2 separate regions of the Homo sapiens genome follow, and region 2 is linked to region 1. A link is an interaction called in ENCODE POLR2A ChIA-PET data of the cell type or tissue named here. Cell type or tissue: A673. All regions are shown on one strand. Links, peaks and the distances in the headings refer to the core of each region. The heading gives the core; the rest is flanking DNA. Region 1 overlaps TRDN (triadin). Region 2 overlaps TRDN (triadin).

Region 1 (2,930 bases), core at 225-2,724:
AATGAGTTGCATGAGATTGAGGTGCTGTTGACCACTCCAGTGAAACTTTCTTTCCAGACAGACACTAATAAACATTCCAGTGTGGAATTCTGGAATGATTTCAATTTAAAGTCATCCGCAGAAAGCTGCTGGTTTCAGTCACAGAAACATATGAGTTTACTGCAGGAAAGAGCAGAAACCAGCAAAGGAGGTTTAGAAATGATTTATAGGAAGAAGAAAATCCCCTGAGTGTAGTTACAGAAGCCACAAAGATGTTGAAAGTTTATGGACATGTGAAACCCCATCTCTACTAACAATACAAAATTAACTGGGCTTGGTGATAGGCGCGTGTAATCCCAGCTACTTGGGAGGCTGAGGCAGGAGAATTCCTTGAAACTGAGAGGCAGAGGTTGCAGTGAGCCGAGATCGTGCCACTGCACTACAGCCTGGATGACAAAGCAAGACTTCATCTCAAAAAAAAAAAAAAGTTTATAGAGTAATTGAGTAATATTTGTATGAGAATTTTATGATTAAACAATATTGAATAATGTGTGTATCATAATTCCCCTTCTTAAAAATTCTCAATACACTTCAGCTTTGAGAAAGTCCAAGCTAAATGACCAGGTTAGCTTATTGTTGCCAAATGAATTTGGCCATGAGAATATTCTCCAATACCTAATACAGTATCAACATCTTCCTGTAAATATCTGAAGTATCTGAGAAACAGTGTTTTGGGAAGTGCTGGCGTAGTCAATTAAGTGCGATACCACAGATGATTTTTGGTTTGCAAGCTAACCAGCATCTGGCATTATCATTTTCATTCTCTCAATGGGACCTTCTGATATTATCTTGGCTTAGCCTGAAATCATCATTTAGGGTACCAAAGTCAAGAAACTTGATTACATTTTTTCATTAAATTCTTTTTTTTTTTTTTTTTTTTTTTTTTGAGACAGAGTTTTGCTCTTGTTGCCCAAGTTGTGGTGCAATGGCGCAATCTCGGCTCACTGCAACCTCCGCTTCCCTGGTTCAAATGATTCTCCTGCCTCAGCCTCCTGAGTAGCTGGGATTACAGGCATGCACCACCACGCCCAGCTAATTTTTGCATTTTTAGTAGAGATGGGGTTTCACCCTGTTAGCCAGGATGGTCTTGATCTGCTGACCTCATGACCCGCCCGCCTTGGTCTCCCAAAGTGCTGGGATTACAGGCATGAGCCGCCATGCCCGGCCTTCATCAAATTCTTTAACATGAGTGACAATAAAGGCTACACAGTGCATTAGCAAATGACATAGAGGATTCCAACATTGCAGTAGAGTTGCTGTGGTGTATAGTGGTTATGTGTAGTCACATACAAAAAGGAATGTCCAATATTCAGCATCTATTATGAACAATTTTCCACAAATTATGTGCTACATTATTACTGCTTTTTAAAAGATGCTTGAATGATCCACAGACTAGTTATTTGCATCACAGTTCCCTCTTCCAAAATACGGATAATATCAAATTAAGAATATATGTGTGTAATATATATATGTTCTAATTTATATATCTATTCATATATATTTTTATTTATAGCCCTTTGAATTTCCCATGATATGTTTAAGGGCTTTAAAAACTAGTAGAATTATCGCTGACTTAAGATAAACAGGAGCCAATATCTGAATTTCTTCACTTTCAGTTTTTCTAAGGCCAAATCATTAGACTATAGGTCTTTCAGTTATCTTCTAATGGATTTCATTGTTTTATTTCTGTTAGTCAACACCAATGCGATAATTTTACACTTGCATTACTAATTGTTGTCTTTAAAAAAGACTTTGTTGGCATTTCAGTTTCTTGAATGACCCTTAAGATCTTTCAGTTATCAAGCAAAATGATCATGTGCTTATAAAAGGAGACTACTTCACTGGGCTGTTTGGTATGGAAATTGTCTTTCACAGAAATTCCTGTACATCCATCCCCTGCATGCTACAAATGCCTCCTTGTTGACATGCTAAGTTACTATTGCCTTAAAAAATAGTGTTTTCATGTACAAATTAAAAGCCATAACACTTTTAGTAGTCTATCTAATATAGCACTTCATAAACTGTATAAAACTCTGGTAAGTCACAAGTGTTTATGTTAAGAACAGTATTTTTCATTGTTTTCCTGAAAAATACTGTTCTTAACATAAACACTTGTGACTTACCTTTCTTCCCTCTTTCTTTTCCAATTTTCCTTAATGACATAGTACAGATGAAACATTATGTTTGTAAATAAACAAAAGTATTTCAACATCTTTTAACTTTATACAGAACAGAAGAAAGCTAAGACTGCAGAAAAGAGTGAAGAAAAGACTAAAAAGGAAGTGAAAGGTGGAAAACAGGAGAAAGTGAAGCAAACAGCTGCAAAAGTAAAAGAAGTACAGAAAACACCATCAAAACCCAAAGAAAAGGAGGACAAAGAGAAAGCAGCTGTGTCAAAGCATGAACAGAAAGGTAAACATTCAGAGCAGGAGGCTGCCGGAGGTTCTAAGAGAATATTGGGCAAGAAGCACATGCAGTGAAATTAAAAGTTGAAAAAGACCAAAATCAGACTTCAAATGGGGGTAAAAGACATTAAAGTAAATATATCAGAAAAGAAATACAGTAAATTGGGAATTAATATTTATTTATAAAAATACTAAAATGTGTTCACAGATCTAAAGGGGCATTTTGAAGTATTTTTAAAAGGGGTTTGGAGGTAGCATCCGAAATCATATAAAGATTGGGGATAAATGTTGAATTTTTGAGATATGGAATGTCTATTAAGAGGTGGAATAAAGATTGTATGTGTCATACTCTTTGGAGGAAAGTGGTCCCCCAAAATGACAGCAATTCCTAAGGAGTTTGTGAAGGGGTACATGTTGGAATCATATAGAGTAAATATCATAAAAACTATCCATACATTACTGTTGCATTGGCAAGAGCACATCATT
Region 2 (2,930 bases), core at 309-2,808, 170 kb after region 1:
AAACAGTTTTGGAAGACTTCTGCATGCTGAAGTCATGCGATTTTTAAAAATTACACATAAATAAGGTCCTATCCATCCAAATACTCATTCTCTTAAACAAGTAGATTATAACTTGTTGAACAACTTATGTTTGTGCCAAGGAAAAATGATCAGTTTATGGCTTATTGTATTCTATACTGTTGTTTCTTTGTCCCTATATGAGTAAAACCATTTTTAAAGTGCATTATAAAGTTTCCACTTACTTTCAGCTTACTGATACTTTCAGCTTACTGACTTCATTTATAGGTATCTGAAAATCTCTTTGTCTTGGCTTCAAATAAATGTCCGATGTTTCTTTTCAGAACCTATTAAAGGGAAAGAAGAGAAAGTTCCAGCTTCCCTAAAGGAAAAAGGTAATATTATACAATGAAATGTGAAGCCACATTGATCTGCCTTTTGCATATTCAGTTATTTGCAACAAAGTAATGAATCATTTCATTTTCAGGCTCTCAAAACCATAGCCTTCATATGTTTTTAAGCAAAAGAAAAAAGATTTATATTCCATCATTAAATTCTAAATTGTACTATGAAACAAAAAAGGAAAGTGTAGCTGCATCAGAAATACTGCAAAAATTTTAAAAAGTCTTATGCTATTCTGATTCCATGGGTCTGTAGTGAAATGGAGGAATCTACATTTTATAAATATCCAAAGAGCGAATCTTAGGAATAGCCATGGAAACCAAAGATTTAAGATAAAATGAAATAGTAAAAATTTCTCAGTGAAATCTTTTGATTCTGTAAGTTCATATATAATAGAATCCTAAACATATTGTATAGCTAGGAGGAACTTAGAAACTGTAGTCCAATCCTCTTGTCTTACAGACAAATGAAGCCCAAATAGTCAAGACCTTTTTCAAAGTTACAGTTTGTAGTGGAGACAGCATTAGAACTTCAATCTCCTAAATCAAGCACTGTTCTTTTTCTAATGTGCCATGTTGCATCTCTAGCCTTTCCATTGTGATAGGCTTGAAGTAAGGTGGATTCTGATATGCCATACATCAAATTATGTTCCCTAAAACACAAATAAACTTGCCAAATTCAACGTAAAACATAAAATTTCTAACTAATCCAAGTATATTCTGTGGACATGGCATTGTGCTCAGAGTTGTCTAATATTTCCTGGTGTCAAAGTAAATATTAAAAATTTTCCATTGTGCCCATATTAATGAGTCACTGAAATTATAAAAACCAAGTAATGTACTTACTATTGTGAATGTTAGAAGAAGAGCCTGTTTCCCTGTAAAATATTGACCACACTTAGTAGAGGGACTTAGCTGTACAACTTTCATCTTACTGGGATTTTTTTATTGATAAGAGAAGGATTTCTGGTGAGCTTACATAAGCATGGATTGGGGTTGGAAGTGGTATGGAGATCAGCGGGAGAGGAAAGCTGACAGAAAGATGAGTAAGAGGAATGAAGGATGCATGGAGAGCCACCATTAGTGAGTGTAGCAATGTATAAAACTATAGCCTTAAGTCATACTTTCCTAATTTTGCAACTAATGTTAAAATAAACATAATTGTTATTTAATGAAATGTAAGAACACAACATGATTTTTTTTCTCAGCCCCATATGTATCTAATCAAAAAAAATTAAAGCAACATAGCTTCAAACCTATTAAGGAACTTATGCCTTCTTTTAGAAATGTGTTATTATAACTAAAACTTTCTTTTCATCGGCTTTTATGAGAGAGTTAGTTTATTGCTGCACACTATTTTGTTATTTTGACACGATATGTAAATTAGTATATTTTGCCTTGCAAGAGGATTCATATATGTTATGTTAAATGTCCAACAGGCAGATAAATCGTGCTACATTTTAGTATTCAAAGTTTAAATTAATTGAGAAAGGTAAGAAAAATATCCTGGACTTACCAAAACATTAATTCATCTTAAATAAATTCTAGGTTTCTTTAACATGATCTTACTGTTGGTTGACTTGGATATAACAATGTAAGTTGAAATGGTTAGATACCATTAAGTAATTTAATCACACAATGATGCTATATTTCTTTTGCCAATATAAGGTGGAAATATTTTTAAAAGGTGCAGACAGGAATATTATATATATCAATATTTTTATTTTAAAAGTTTAGTTTTTGTTTATTTTAGTCTCTGATGTCTGGAAATATATTCTCAAAGAATCTTCTTCTACTCTTCCAAGTATCTTCTTTCCATAATCCCATACCAGGTGGTTGGATCTAGCACCAGCCATTTCATCGTTAGAGATATTAGTGATGGGGACAGGGGCAACATATATCATGTTGAAGAAGATGCATTAGCTAAATCCTCAGTTTTACTTCATTGTACCATTTTCTTCCTAATTTTTAGTAAGGGCTATGACTAGACAGTGATTTGTACAAAAAGACAATTAAATGTAATCACCAGAATAATTATTTTAAATCCCATTTTATTATTATTATTATTTTAGAAATTCAGCCCTTAAATTACTGTCAGGATTTTAATTAGTCATTTTTATTTTTCCCACTTAGAGTGACAGTGATGTCTCCTAGAAATTTGCCAGAATATTAATGGTGCTTTAAAATTTTATGCATTGAAATTCTTCTTCTTTTTTGTTCCAAACAACCAGCCAAAATTCAGACCTATGATGCTGAATGTAAATGACAACTCCTGGAGATTTTATCAGCAAAGTGTAATCATATCATGCAAAGTGACTTTAACTTTCACCTGTAGGAGGTGTTGTCTCATTAGGCTTTCTCTTTCATTAAAGGGGATCACCACCATCTCACACATATTGGAACAGTCACATCTCAAATAAATCTTTAGTAACAGGAATTAACTTTAAAAGAAAATTTTCTAGGTTAAAGTTTTAACACTTCTTTTAGTAATTAGAGAGCTCCTTAAAAGGTTTCATTAAAGGAGCATCAGAC

What was found. Peaks named below come from ENCODE experiments on the same cell type or tissue, not always from the same donor. Only the 100,000 strongest peaks of a DNase experiment are listed, where the experiment ranks them.
Region 2: POLR2A ChIA-PET joins it to region 1 with 6 read pairs; 1 of 35 experiments calls an interaction of 5 or more read pairs at or near these places.

The regions. Positions count from the first base shown.
Region 1 is chr6:123,503,240-123,506,169 of GRCh38, reverse strand. It overlaps TRDN (triadin), which reads left to right. Exons shown (of 41, transcript NM_006073.4): 8 at 2,269-2,451. Among named protein-coding and RNA genes, the nearest start is that of TRDN-AS1, 65 kb to the right of the region's middle. In A673, for the core only: no CTCF peak of the experiment used is centred there; no DNase peak of the experiment used is centred there; H3K27ac peaks cover 160 bases.
Region 2 is chr6:123,329,341-123,332,270 of GRCh38, reverse strand. It overlaps TRDN (triadin), which reads left to right. Exons shown (of 41, transcript NM_006073.4): 23 at 342-392. It overlaps LOC124901393 (a long non-coding RNA gene), which reads right to left. Exons shown (of 3, transcript XR_007059734.1): 2 at 243-344. Among named protein-coding and RNA genes, the nearest start is that of TRDN-AS1, 110 kb to the left of the region's middle. In A673, for the core only: no CTCF peak of the experiment used is centred there; no DNase peak of the experiment used is centred there.